3 separate regions of the Mus musculus genome follow, and regions 1 and 3 are each linked to region 2. A link is a loop called in an ENCODE intact Hi-C map of the cell type or tissue named here. Cell type or tissue: left cerebral cortex. All regions are shown on one strand.

Evidence for each region. Peaks named below come from ENCODE experiments on the same cell type or tissue, not always from the same donor. Only the 100,000 strongest peaks of a DNase experiment are listed, where the experiment ranks them.
Region 1: a loop joins it to region 2, with 5 times the contacts of the local background. A loop is called at or near these places in 5 of 42 quality-filtered maps.
Region 3: a loop joins it to region 2, with 3 times the contacts of the local background. A loop is called at or near these places in 8 of 42 quality-filtered maps.

The regions. Positions count from the first base shown.
Region 1 is chr6:94,462,353-94,467,352 of GRCm38, forward strand. No RefSeq gene overlaps it. Among named protein-coding and RNA genes, the nearest start is that of Slc25a26, 35 kb to the right of the region's middle. In left cerebral cortex, CTCF peaks have their summits at 2,480 (motif pointing left) and 4,348 (motif pointing right); a DNase peak (open chromatin) is centred at 2,419; H3K4me3 peaks cover 363 bases; H3K27ac peaks cover 412 bases.
Region 2 is chr6:92,782,300-92,787,299 of GRCm38, forward strand. It overlaps Adamts9 (a disintegrin-like and metallopeptidase (reprolysin type) with thrombospondin type 1 motif, 9), which reads right to left. Exons shown (of 40, transcript NM_175314.4): 38 at 4,547-4,651. It overlaps Gm52913 (a long non-coding RNA gene), which reads left to right and starts at 4,377. Exons shown (of 3, transcript XR_003956476.1): 1 at 4,377-4,737; 2 at 4,858-4,977. In left cerebral cortex, a CTCF peak has its summit at 2,697 (motif pointing right); a DNase peak (open chromatin) is centred at 2,714; H3K4me3 peaks cover 334 bases.
Region 3 is chr6:93,982,420-93,987,419 of GRCm38, forward strand. The region is part of intron 1 of Magi1 (membrane associated guanylate kinase, WW and PDZ domain containing 1); the gene reads right to left. Among named protein-coding and RNA genes, the nearest start is that of Gm22840, 94 kb to the left of the region's middle. In left cerebral cortex, a CTCF peak has its summit at 2,938 (motif pointing left); DNase peaks (open chromatin) are centred at 2,937 and 3,732.

The DNA.
Region 1 (5,000 bases), 1.7 Mb after region 2:
TAACAACTATATGTTAACATTGTAGTTTATATTGTTACTTATGTTTATATATTTATATATGCCTTAATGCATGCAAAGAGAATATATCCTTTACTATATATATATAAATTAGAATGGGACTTTTCTTTTCTTTTCTTTTCTATTCTTTTTTTTTAAGATAGCATCTCATTAAGTAGCTGTCCTAGAATTTGCTGTGTAGATCTAGGTGGCCTCAAACTCACAGCAATCCACCTGCTTCTGCTTCCCTAGAGCTGGGATTTAAAGGTGTGCGCCATTGTCAGGTCTGGCAGAATGGAGACCTTTTGTGTAAAATGACTCATGATTTTGGCTGGTAGCACAACAGTCAATGGACATTCCCTTTTGTCACCAAGGCGGATGCCTCCTGCAGATCTCCAGCCATCGCATTAGGAAGTCCCTTTGATAACCTTGACCTAAATGTTCTTGTTCAAAATTTAAGATGCCGCCACAGGTAGCTCACCCTCAAAATACAGATAACATCCAGCAAATGAGGTCAATTGAGAAGACTAACACCATCATCTTCACAGGCACTGACAGCTCACAGGACGGGGTGGGAGAGGAATTTTACGTGTGTTTTATTTTTATTTGTTTAGTAGATATTAGCTCTTTCATACATTGCTCTGATAAAAGCAACCCAAGCGAGGGCTTATTTGGTTTCCTGGCTTGAAGTTAGTACAGAATGGCAGGGAAGCACGGTGGTGGGCGCACAAGGCAGTTGGTCACATTGCTCCCAGAGTCGGAAAGCAGAGGAAGGAAAAGTAGATGCTCAGTTGACTGTCCCTTTCACTCAGCCCCAATGGGGACCCTGGCCGATGAACTAGCGCCACCGTATTTAGGGTAAATGGTCCCACCTCAACTAACCTAAGGTAGAAAATCCCTCAAAGACATGGTCAGAGGATGCTCCCTTCAGCAATGCTCAATCCTGTCAAATTGACAATCCATAGTAATCGTCACAGCATAGTAGACCAAGCTGAGCACATTCCAACACAAAGCTGGGTCCAATCTTAAAAACAACAACAACAACAACAACAACAACAACAACAAAACAAAACTTATACATTGCACGAAAAATGAAAATCTTTACCACTGTGCTGAGACAGCAATCTTAATCTAGATAGACACTCCTATGATCACATCCACAAGGCTTGCAGAATCAATCCACTGTTAATGGGCAGTAAGTAAATTGTCCCTAATTTGGTTTGAGATGATACTTAGATCTCAGGAATATCTGAGTAATGATGCCAAAACACTGGAAAGTGGGAGCTGAACAAAAATTCTTCAAGTTGTCAGCATCAGGCAGAGATAAACATCGGATGGACACTGGCAGCCTAATTTTAAATCTCCATGCCACAAGTGTGACCCAAAGCATGCCCTACTTGCCAGGCAGAGTCTTGATAAAGCTCCACAGTGGGCCGCCAATGAGAAGGAAGAAGTCTATGACTTCTAACTGCCAGCCAATGGGCTTCATACAATGCCTTTTATGTTTGTTGGGTGTTAGTTCCCAGGGGTCACTGCCTTTTCTCTTCCCGGGAGAGCTAAGCTAATCTGACTATAGAGTGGAAGGGGTGGCTTGGCTTTGTGGAAATCGGGGAAGTTCCCACTAGTCCCTCTAATGATGCGGACGTCCACTTGACTATAACCACTGTTGGATATTTTGACACAGAAGCTTAGGGTTATCATCCTCTGCAGCCCTCAATCTGAGACAGAAGTAAGGGAGCTTGCAGAACCTCTTGATTCCCCTGTCACCAAGCTGTACCTTCAGTTTTCCTGTCTGTTTCTGGGACTCTCAAGCTGTACGTGGGAGACTTCCTTTTCTGAAGGAGCAGGCAGCTGAACCCTCTGGGATCTACCTGGGGCTTCTCTTTCCTGCCTCTTTGCTGCCTTGGAGCTGGACAACATTGCAATACATCTACCTACCCATTTAACTACACCTTTTAGCCAGTGACCTAGTAATGGCTTGCAAGTTTAATGCACCCTAAAACATTTGCAATTGTGTGTGTATGTGTGTTACCCTCTCACTGCTCCTCAAAAGACCCTGGCCAGCGTGCAGGGGTGCCATTCTTAAGGCGACTGCTTGCACCTCCTCCACAGTATCAGAGAGTACAGTCCTGCTGTTGCTAGGAAACGCACTACAATCCCTAGACCCCGTCATGTGTGCTTTGCAGAAAAGAGCCCAGCTGGACCCTTGAGTGTGCAGAGACTATTCCAGGTACTTTGCTGCCAAACTGTTGTTCTCTGTGATCTGTATGGGGCTTCTGGCAGCCTTGAGGATGCCTGCTGCGGCGGCTTGCGGTGAATCGGGGATTAGCTGGAGATCTGTTGCATTCCTCTCCTTCCTCCCAAAGAAGAAGGATCTCAGCTTCCTCAAAAAGCTGGATTCCCTCCCACCCCGTTCCTTTAAATAAGTGCTTTTGTGCCTGTCCAGGCCCTTGGGATGTGCATGCGTGCTCAGTGTCTCCACCTGCTGGTACTTAGTTAAGCTTTGCTGTGTAATGTTAGAATACGAAAAATAAAAAATTGGGATATAGCTAAAAGAGCAGTTGAGGATTTGGCAGGAAGAAATAACAGTGGTTTGGTGACAAAAGGAGATGCTCATGAATAAAATAACAGTTGTCTTACCTGTAAGGCAAATCATTTATTCCTTATCCATATAGTGGTAAAGGCTTATTACTATGCAATATTTGTAGGAATTTAGTCATGTGCACAGAAAAATGTAAACATTGAGAAGGAGGCAGGCATGAAGGTGCACATCTGTAATCCCAGTGTGTGAAGGCAGGGCTTCAAGATCTTCTACTGTAGAGCAGGCTCTACTATGCCAGCCTGGGCTAAGTGAGACCTTGTCTCAAAAAACAAGGCAAACATACAAAGTTCTCAGTATAGTGCCCTGCTCAGAGAGCTGTATTTCTGCAGCTTAGATCTGGCACTACTCACAGCTACATTAATAGTCTGTCTAGCTGAGAATTAGTGTGCACACCTTTGATCCCAGCACGGGGGAAACAGAAGCAGGAAGATCTCTGAGTCTAAGGCCAGCCTTGTCTACAGAGTGAGTTCCAGGGCACCAAACAGTAAGGCTTGTCTCAAAAACCAAAACCAAACATATTGAAAATTAGTGTCTTTCACTGAGTAGTCAATCAGTTCTCTAGAAGTAAGAGGCAGTTGTCTGGAGAACCTTAAAATCATTCAGCTTGTGTGTGGTAGGAATGTGTCTCCCTGGGGCTGGGCAGACAGCTCAGTGGTTAAGGCTAAGAGGGAGTGCTGCTCTTCTTAGTTTGTTTCTCAGTATCCACACACAGCTGCCTGTAAACCCAGCTCCAGGGGATCCAGTGCTCTCTCCTAGAATCCACGGGTACCTGAACACATATGTACACGCACCCACACTCAGACGAACACATATACATGTAATTTAAAATAAAATAATTTAAAAAAAAAAGAATTTGCCTCATGTTGTTTTACCTTTTCAAGGGGGTGGGGGGCAGTGGCAGTTTGGCCAGGTGAGTCCCGCAGTTCCTGTATACTTGACTGAATGGCTTTTGCCAGGCCCAGGGTCAGATTCCCAGGAGCTCACCTGTGGGTGCTGTTGCGTGGATCGCTAGCTGAATGGAAGGAGAACTCAGGGTGGTGGGAACTGCAAGCTGTCTCCATACGAAAGTGTCAGAATCTATTTATTATAAAGTTCATCTTCTGTGAGGAGACTTAGCAAGGGCCTTCAGGTATGAGGGCGTGTGCCTAGATAAGATGTGGGGGGGGGGCCAAATATATAATTGGTTATCTTGTATATATACAACAGATGATGAAATGATAACCTAAAGTTTTAAAACTTAGCTATAAAGAATAATTAACTACCAGTAAATAAGAAATTAAATTTATCTTGTAGACGAGCTGCAATAACTTTAAAAATCAATAGAAAATCATTAGAAATTCTGTTGTACCCAGTATAATAAACTCTTTACTTTAACTATTGTCTCATATGGGAGCGATTGCTATTTCTTTTTTCTTTTTCTGTAGACATAAGTGACACCTAGAGGATGGAGAGTTCAAGAACATGTCAGTTATTTTTCACAAAGCATTATTTCCTATCCATTAACATTTTGAGGTGGCAAACACAAATATACACATATTGTCATCAAAAGATATTTGCATATTTTGTGAATTCACTGATTTTAAGAAACAAGACTCAGTTAAAAGTATGGCTTATGAATAGTTATACCTATATATGTTTACTAAGAATGCACCTTAACTTTGTTTAGATTTAAATTTTTATTTGTATTTTATGTGTATGGGTGTTTTGCCTTCATGTACATCTCTGCATTGCATGTGTGCAGTACCAGACGAGGCCAGAAGAGGGCGTTGGGTCCTCTGAGACTAGAGTCAGCCACCATTTGTGCTGGGAATCATTTTGGAAGATCAGCTCTTAGCTGCTGTGTGGGGAGCTGTTTTGTGCTTCTCTGAAGCAGAGAGAGAGAGAGGGAGAGAGAGAGAGAAAGAGAGAGAGAGAAAGAGAGAGAGAGAGAGATAGAGAGAGAGAGAGGAGAAGGAGGAGGAGGAGAGGGAGGGGGAGGAGGAGAGGGAGGGGGAGGGGAAGGAGGGCCTGTTGGCAGATTTCCTGGCCTCTGTGGCATGGAATGATAAGATAAGAGGAGGTGAACCTGGGGCTCAAGGCTGGGGCTGAAGAGTCTATTGACCTTGGTGGAAAGAACAGAGCGTTTTGGGATGGGAAGGAATGTCTTGTGTACATTTTAGCAAATTGTTTCTGTTAGCTTGTGGCTTTGTTTCTCATGATACTGTAAAGTATCTAAAGCCTAAGAAAATTAAACTCGAGGCTGCCGCAGTAGTGACTAGACAGCCCTCCTGATTTCTAACCTCTGTCTCGGAGTCTTCTTTTCCATCTTTCCTATAATCCTCCTCACTCCCCAGTCAGGGGACTGTTTGACTTAGTACCTGCCAGGCCCGTGCATGGTTGAGCGAAGTGTATTTAAGAGTAT
Region 2 (5,000 bases):
ATGGTTCCTACAGCCCACTTGTCTCTTGCAAACAATGGCAGTAGGTAATCTCGGGGTTCTTTTTCCACCCAGAGAGAATGAGAAAGAAAAGCGGTGCCAGCGGGGAATTGAGCTCGGTACTGTGGTGACTATATCTCTCTGTCCTTACAAAGCCATTGCCTCAGGACATCCGTAATAGCCTCTCTTCATCAAATGAGAAAAGGCCTAGGCAGTCATAAATTGAAAACAAAATAAATTTGATAATGATTTTACAGTAGTTGCACTATTTCTTCCTCCGAAAACTCTGCTAATTTAGGCAAAACAGATAAAGTGGGGCTACCCTTTTACTCTCTGTGATGGTACTATCCTCAAATGATGTTAAAGATGGTCCTAGCATGTCAGCATCCTGACAGCCACCAGACTGAGAAACAAAACAAGACTGAAAAGTAAGAAAAACATGGCTGCCGTGGAGACAGCTTCTTTCAGAAGGAAAGGGAGCCAGAAGCCCTTGCTGTCATGCAATGAAACCCTGGCTTTTATTTCTTTATTACAGTTGAATTCTCTTTTAAATAAATAGTTTGTTAATAATAGCTCCAACTATTGCATATAAGTGAAGTGAATGACGCACTGCCCTATTAGGCACAGCTTGTATTCCCAATTTTCTATTATTTTTCTCAGTGGACAGGATTCAGGGGAGCCGATGCCCATGATTTAGGGAGGGGCCTATTTTTGGCGGAAGCATGGTCATTTGCCTGTCTTTAGTGGAAGGGCTAAGAGGCAAGGGTGTGTTAAGAAAATCCATAGAGGCTGGGCAGTGGTGGCACATGCCTTTAATCTCAGCACTTGGGAGGCAGAGGCAGGTGGATTTCTGAGTTCAAGGCCAGCCTGGTCTACAAAGTGAGTTCCAGGACAGCCAGGGCTAGACAGAGAAACCCTGTCTCGGAAAAAAAAAAAAAAAGAAACATAGTTTAGGACCTAAAGTAAAATGTTAGGGCTAAGATGACATGCAAAACTGACTCCTTCTGAACTGCATACAAAACATGTAACATATAATTTTCCCCAGTACAGTCCTCAGGCAACTATGTACATACATCTACATATGTGTAAACATACTATCCAGTTTCCATAGAAAAGTGCAGACTAAAAGGTACACGTGTAGAAAATGTGAACCTATGGAAATTCCATGTTGTAGGTCTAGGTACTTGCTGGGTTTTCACAAACTGGAAAGCAATCCACACGCACACACATGAGATTCTACTGTACTGTGCACACACATGTGCATACTCATGAGATTCTACGATGCTGTGCACACACACATGTGCACACACATGAGATTCTACTGTACTGTGCACACACACATGTGCACAGGCATGAGATTCTACTGTACTGTGCACACACATGTGCATACTCATGACATTCTACGATGCTGTGCACACACATATGCACACTCATGAGATTCTACTGTACTGTGCACACATACATGTGCACACGTATGAGATTCTACGATGCTCTGCACACACACATGAGATTCTACTGTACTGTGCACACACACATGTGCACACGTATGAGATTCTACTGTACTGTGCACACACATGTGCACACTCATGAGATTTTACTGTGTACACACATGTGCAGACATGTATGTTCATTTCTTAACTCAGTTGTTGTAAAAGAATTCAGAGGTGGGAAAAGCCTGTTTGATTCATTATCTTATAAAGCAATTATTTTATTTACAATCCTTTGTATAGCACAAGGAATCCCTGGTAGAGAGCAGGCTCCCTGTGCCTTAAAATTCGCCAGGCACCTCAGGAAAGCAGATAACCCCTGAGCACCAGCCCCAACCAGCCACAAGTAGGCTTTCTTTGAGCTGCCTGGCCCTGGAGACCTATGCACGATCTTTGCCCTGAAAGAGCACCAGGCAGGCAGTCCTGAGGACAGTGAACAGTGCCACAGCAGAACTCCAAACAGGCCTGAGGAGTCCTAAGCACAGATAGCATTGGAGGGACCAGAATGTTCCTGGCAACTGAGCTCAGGACTTGGAATTTTCCCTCATGCCTCACTCAGCTCCTAGTCACAGCATCTCTTCTGTCCACGTATGCAGAGCTCTGAGCTGAGACAGTAAGAATTCACCAGACCCTCCAAGCAATCACTAACCCGCACCAGCTCTCCCAGGCTCAGCCTGGACAGCTCCCCCAGGTTCCACCTCTAGCCTGCAGTCCCTTTACCCACAGCAGGCAGCCTCAGCTAGCTTCTGCAAGTTAGTAGTAAGCCACAAGGCTGCAAAGATGCCACATCACTGCCTGTTGCTTATGCTCCTGCCTTGGTTTCACAAGACCCCGAGGTGACGATGTTGATGACCACCTGCACTGTGTGTGTGGAGACTTCCTGTACGGATGGAGAAAGCCTCTTCTCTCAGCAGCTATGGAGGGCCGTCACCAAAGAGGAGGTGTTCTTCAGGGAGAGGACCATCTGAACTTTTCCTCAAGCTTAGCAGTTCTGGGGGTCCATTCTCATAGGGGATGCTATTCTGAGGCCCTGGCTCTGGTCTGTCAGGAGCTAGGAAGACTGCAGTCCTTGATTCTACATATCTACACGTGAGCACTTGCACACGCACACGCACACGCACACGCACACGCACATGCACACACACTGGGCAGCAGGGTGGAGAAGAAAGCCCAGCAGCTCAGGCAGAATTCTCAGAGGGTGGGGAACAGCCTTGCAGTACTCGACATGGCCATAAGATGGCACTCCAGCCTTTAGTTATTTTTAGCCTCTGGCTGAAATTTCAATTATGATTGACTGTAGTCTAGCAAAACTATAACATATGTATGTATGTATGTATGTATGTATGTATGTATGTATGTATAAATGCAACATATATAGCTTACAAAGATGATTTCATTCAACCACATCTAAAGCAGTTCAAAATTTCAAATCGGGTCATTGAGGCATAACGCGCCTGTCATGTTGAGACATGAACACAACAAAATATACTGATTTTATTTCCTATAAAATCTATAGGACTGGGATTAAGGTGGGGAGTAGTAGAGTTAGATGTCTTGATGTCAGGGCTCAATCAAAGATTACAGTCGTCTCTATTCTGTTTGGTGGGAAGGCAATACTTATGATGAAATCACAGCAATCGCTTGACCTTTGAATGAGATTTGTGATCCCTGGTTAGCTTTGTGGCGAGACCAGGACCTGAGATACAGGTAGGGTTCTGGACGTTTAAAAAGGAGTCAGGAAACACACTGTCCTGAGATGCCGTGTGGAACCTCCCCTATGCTGGGGCTTTGGATCAGTGCAGGCTGAATTGCCGCTTCATCTCCTGCTTCTAACCCAAGACACCACATTTGGAGGGGTTGCCGAACTCAGCAAGTGAAAGTCTAAATGCTCGTCAAATATGGATTTCAGATAAACAACATATTACCATCACGTGGCATTACTCATAGTACTGGTCATTAGGAGACAGGGTCTAGCTGTGTAGTCCACGTTTACCTTGAACGGAAGGCTCTCCTGCTCAGCTTCCCCAGTGCTGAAGTTACAGCGGTGTACCCCATACGTGGGAACAGACTGTCTAAAAATATGTAAATATCCCATACAAGCTCAAAGGAATAGTATAAAACCACCTCCCAGGTGACCTGACATTCTACCCTGCAGTTCTAACCAGGTAGCCGCACTCATCCCACCCCATTATTCTGGACTCAGACCTCCTTTCTTCCCCCTCTCTCTTTTCTTCCCACGTGCACAGGGCTTGAACAGGAACTGGGAAAAGTCCCATATCTCCAGGAGACCAGATGCTGCGGTGGCCTGAGAACTCAGTGGAAGGGCTTTAAGGAGGAGTTTCTGCCCCATCACCCTTCAGAATCACCATGGAGACACAGCCCCAGAGGTTTGCATCCCCTGAACCTAGTCAGGGGGCCTAGGGGTACATGTAAACTTCCCTGGTAGCTCCACGGGGTGCGTGATTCTTGGGCTGGGCTGTGTTTATCAACCACTTGGGGCTTGCTCAACTACAGAATTGGACCCAGAAGACCAGGATCCAAGCACCTGTCTTCCAACACGCTCTGCGGTTGCAGACATGCTAAAATGCACTGGGTTCAGGGTGGCCAGAACAAAGTGGATTATTGTATTCCTAACTTCCCAGAAAATATCACCCCATAACCTCTTCCTATTGGAATTGCAATTGTTTCTGGGCAGAACAAACCAAACCAAACCATCATTTGTCGAGGTTCACATAGGTGAGTTGCGTTTGGTTAGTTAAGATATTTGAGCTGTGTGTATCCTAGAGCCCTGCCCCCCTTCCTCTTTTAATTCAGTAGGCTTTCCAGGTGCTTGGATGGCTTTGCATTTACTAGGTGGGACAAGCTTCAACCAGGTGAAGTGAGTCTCTCCTGCTTCACCCACTTCTAAATCCCTTCCCGTATTTGTGTCCTAAATTTTCTCTCTGCCACTTTGGAAAAACAAACAAACAAAAGTTTGGTGAATGGGAAAGCACACCTGCTCTGCTCCTTCGGTACACAGCCACTCCCCCAAGAGCCATCCTCCAAGCAATACGCAGCCTTACCGGAGACTTCTTGATGTCCGAAACAGCGTAATTCCCTTGTGACGTCCATCTGGCAGACTCCGTTAAAGACAGCCCAGTCCCATAAAGGTTGATGCTAAAGCGCCCCTGGAACACAAAGCCAACACAAAAGACTTTCAGCCCATGTGACATACCAACCAAGGCAGAGCTGACACACATTCAAAGGCACTTTGGTAAGCAGAAAGGTGTTAATTAATTTTGATGGCCGCTAATCGTTGAAGGTATTTTGTTGTTCCGTTGTCAGAGCTAGGCGCCTTACATTCATGATTTCTAGGTAGGGATTTTGTTTACAGGCGGTGAAACCCAGGATCACAGCCGATCGACTCCCTCCTGAACACAGAAAGCCCTCAGGTCATCTTTACTGACTTCTAAATCCTCTCTCAGAGCTTCCTCCAGCCGGCCTCCGTAGCACGGTAACCCTGATTGTTGCTCACAA
Region 3 (5,000 bases), 1.2 Mb after region 2:
CACATGTATAGTTCTGTGTATATACAGAACTGCTATCATAAACGCTATATCTGACTTAAACAGAGATTCATTTGAATTCTTGGCTCTATTACAGGTTACACAAAAATTGAGATGTTGTCATAAATCCTCAAAGTAACAAGTACAGAGTTCCTCGAATTACAGTAGAATTGCCCACCAGTGAATCTATCAACCGAAAACACCAAACTGTGAGAATATTCCTCAATATTCCTAACTTGCCACACACCACAGATCAGCCTAACTTTCCTTACCATTTTCCAGCAAAAATGTCAGCCCAAAAATCATCCAACCTTTTATAACAAAGGGTTGAATACCGTATACAATTCAATTATTGAACACCGCACTGAAAGTATACAGGTATATTCCAAACCACCATAGCATTAATAAGTCTGAGTCTATCTGTATTTATGGAGCATCATAAACCACCAGGCACAAGCCTGTGCTATTGCCAAAGTACAACAAAGTACAACAAAGGGGTTTGCCAGCACGGAGTTTGCATTCTAACTAAGGGCATTGCAAAGGTCACAAAATAAGGCAGACTCATCCTCCCCTCATCCCCTCCACATCAGCTCTGGTCTGTCTCTTAGGTTAAAAGAAGAGAAGATGGGAACCTGGCACCAAGTTGCTGATAAGTCCAGCATTACTTTTATTAAATTAAACACCACTAGGGCATACTGGCTCTGATTCCCTCCCTTAGAAATGTCAAATACCAACACAGCTAATGTGGAGACTAACTACAGACAAGCTACATACAATGTATATATGTGTGTATATATACACACATATTCCAAAGGCACGCACTCCATTCTTCAGTCAAGTGAGACTCAACACACATGCACTGGGCCTCCGGAATGTGCTAGATTTGTGCTTGATTTGCTTTCTCTGTAGGCTTCATTCACTGTTCTAGGCTATATTTATTATTCTGTAATATAATTAAAGTTAGTTATGTAAGAAGTATGGAATATTTATAGAGAATGGTTTCTTGTAAGTACTTTATTCAAAGTACCTTTGCACACAAGTGTAAAACTGCCACGATAAGCTCATTGGTTTGTAGAAGAGTATAGACTTATAAGTTTTTGACTTAAAAGCACACACATAAACATACTAGTTTCACAAAATAAATAAATGGGTGAGTAAATAAGCCAATTAATGAAAAATAAACAAAAATCAAGATACTAGGTCCTAATCCTGACTCACAGAATACAAGGGCCTGGACAACATCTATTACAGTAGCCAGTCACTACAGATTAAATGTCATTTTGTAAAAGTCACAGGCCCTCTGTATGTGCTCCCGTGTGTGGTGACAGAGTGGACAGAAATAGACTGTGTTTGAGACCTTCTTGAAGCTCACAGCCCAGACTGTGCACACCTCTGGACATCCCCTGCATGCCCCCTGGCCAGGCTTCCATTCCACACCACGAACATGGGTCCAAACCATCAGGAAAAAGATATCTTATGAAAGAATGAGTAACTCTAAATTTTATTCCTCTGGGGAAACCTGCTAAGACAGCGTCACGGACACAGATACAAAACCCAGGCAGAGCCTTGCTGAGGGAAAGGCTAGTTTTCTTTACCCAAGAGAGCGCCCACAAGTAAAGCACTTCAGATTAAAGATGTTCTTTCCCACTATGCCAAGTGGCTGCTGCATGCTAACGTGAAGCATCTCAAAGCAGAACTGCCGTCAAGTAGTTTAACCAGAAATCTCAGGCCCCGATGAGCAATGCGAACAGTGAATAGACACCTCCGCTTTACAGTAAAAAAAAAAAAAAAATCCTGGTTCCTAACTTCAAACCAACAAAAATGCATTCTAAAGCAAGAAATACTGCAGAAAATAAGTCCACTCTGTGGCAACCATACATGTAACAAATCCCTAACTTGCAAAAGTGCTGATATGCTGATATATTGGATCCAATGCTAAAAAGACACCACCTTTGATTGTTTTTAATAATTGATGGATGGTCTAAAGGTCACAGCAAGGAGGTCACATGTATTTACATGTCATTTCGAAGAAACAGAATAAAAATAATTGTGTCATCGGCACCCCGTTTTTTTGTTGTTGTTGTTTTGTGGGGAGTTTTTTGGTTTTTTGGTTTTTGAGACAGGGTTTCTCTGTATAACCCTGGCTGTCCTGGAACTCACTTTGTAGACCAGGCTGTCCTTGAACTCAGAAATCCGCCTGCCTCTGCCTCCCAGGTGCTGGGATTAAAGGTGTGCGGCACCATGCTCGGCTGGCATCCGGTTTTTAAACATAAGAACAAGAAGAAAAACAAATACAAAAACAGGAAACCCACATAAGAATACTGAGCAAAGCTGGGTTGCTGAGGCATACACCTTTAATCCCAGCACTAGAGAGGCAGATGTAGGCAGATCTTGGTTTATAAATCGAGTTCTAGGACAGCCAGGGCTACACAGAGAAATCTTGCCTTGGGAGATGAGGGGTGAGGAGTGGTGTATGTGCCAAGCAGCCAATGCCTACAAAGGGCAGAGAAGGGGTAGATTTCTTACATAGGGACCACGATGCAATTCTGGCCAGAAACTCCATTTTATTAATTATGTGATGATTCAGTACCGCTATACAATTTTCTAAGAGCTGATCTCAAAGAGCAGACCTGCAGGTATCGCTGAAGCCAGTTCCTCTGAAACATGCACATTGTGAATGAAGCTCCCTCAAGGGTAGGCACTCTCCAGAGTTAAAGTGCTAAAGAAATTGTCCCAATCTGCTGGATGACCAGGAACTATGGAGAAAGCGCTCAGCTGATCTTAACGGACAGGACAACAGGATGAGACCAAGCACAATCAATTGCTTTCTTCTATCCCGGTCCCTTCAGTTCGGCTTTAGATTATGAAAAGGTGACTTAAAATTAAGCTCTCAAGCCCCAAAGGGCATCAAATAAACAACCACTGTCGCCACCTTTTGGCGACAGGCAGAACTGTCCTGCTTTGGCTAGGCCTTGGGATGGTCATCTAATTAGGGTTTCTGGGTTCAAGTTTTCCACAGGAAAAGGGCGTCACAGGTTTCTGTTAACAGTGTGGCAGGTCATACCCATTTCTCCGAATTACCGGCCCTTCTCAGCCAAACACAGTGTGGACCGCAGAGGAAGTCTGACGTCACGCCCTTCAATATTAATTTTGTGATGGCTCATTCTTGTCTTAAAATGTCATATAAATTTTGTACTAAAATTAGAGTAATTCACATATATTAAACATATGAAAAAATGAAAATTAATTATGGATCGACTTTTGTAGCCTGCTTATCAACAAGAGGTTAGAGCTTTAGGGACGTTTCATTTTCTGTAGACTGTCTACTGGCCACCTCTCTCACCTGAATTTGAGAATAAGTCGGACCTGAGATCTGCCACAGTCTGCTCTAGGCCAACATGACCCTCAGTTTATTTGTAAGGCTAAGTACTGTGGCTGAGACTTCTAGGATGCTTCGAGCTCTGAAACAAGCCAGAGACCTTTAGACATAATCCCTCTGTCTACTGGGAACCAGAGGTGCAAAATCTCATAAAACATGGGCTTTGAGAATGGGAAACTCTGTTATTCCTTAGCACAGAACTAACGGAAATGTCACTTACATTATTAAAACCTAACACATTCAAACTGGCAAAATAAGAGCCTTTTCTCCCTCACACTTCTCATAAGCAAAGTGAGGGTGCCTTCCACACAGGGCTACCTCTGACGGACACACGCGAAGGAGCTCACAAGGGCCTAGCATTTGGTTATGGTAAAGAGATGACACTACACAGAGGAGCAATGGCCGCATCACAAGAGATCTCAAAAATTACATGAAGGAGCCAACAGAGTTGCCGATAAAACTACCTACCACTAAACTCTGACTGATGGTCAGAGTTCGAGTCACAGGACCCATCAAGTGGAAGGAAAGAAATGATTTCCAAATATTATCCTCTAACTTCCACAAGTTTCGCCTGGGCACATCACGAAGGCGCGCATAAGTACACAGTTGGTTTTCTGTTTGTTTGTTTGTTTATTTGTTTAATGTAAAAAGAATTTTGAAAATTATGTTAAATAGCTCAGACCCCTCCATACACATGATAGCCAGGAGCATGTATGTTCAACACACTCTGACAAGGCTAGACACACAGGACAGTGTGAAGGACAAGCTCAGCACACTCAGCAGGGGGCGTTCAGGCAGGGTTCCAGTTCACCCTGAAGCCGACCACAGTCGGTCTGTAGGAGTGATTCCGTTGTTTCATTTCAACCTATGATGACAGGCGTTCCTAACTCCACACGGTGCCTGTGAAACTTCTTCTATAGAAACTATTCCACTTTTTCTCTAGTTTCTAGAACAGCCATTCTCAACGGAGTCTTTCTGTTCTCAGACAGCTTTTAACACTGCCTTAAACCAAAGTCATCAGCAAAAGAAAGGGGGTAGGGAGGACTTCAGTCTGTCCTTGTTTTCTCTGTATTCCCTGTTCGGCCACGACCACACCTGAGCAGGTTATGCTCAGACAACCTGTTGCACAATACAGAACCCTGGGACTCCTCAGACATACTGCTAACCTAACTGTTCTAAAGAAGAGGCTAACGTGCTTAATTTGGGCAGTTCAATATTAAAGCTGACAATTATGCTCGCTCACTGCTGCTGCAGATGCACTTAGTACTAATATATAAACGTCACCCTCTCAAGACACTGGAAAGTGCACTCCCAAATGGTTCTTGCTACTTGTCCTATCAGTGGAGGGAGCACGCTGCTGATCTCCTTTTAAGATAAGATGATAAATTAGGAGAGAGGCAAGCTGACCTGACACTCTGATCTCACCTCAAACTCTCAGCCACCCCGCCAGTCTCAATCACAGTGTGGGGACACCAAGACTCACAAAGACAGGTGAAAATAAAATTATAGTATTTGCTTACACGTGTGACTCCAGGGCAGATAACCCCAGATGTTTGGAGTTTCAAATGTAATTTGAAATAACAGATCACCTTTATAAAATGGCACACCTATGGCCTCTAGGCAC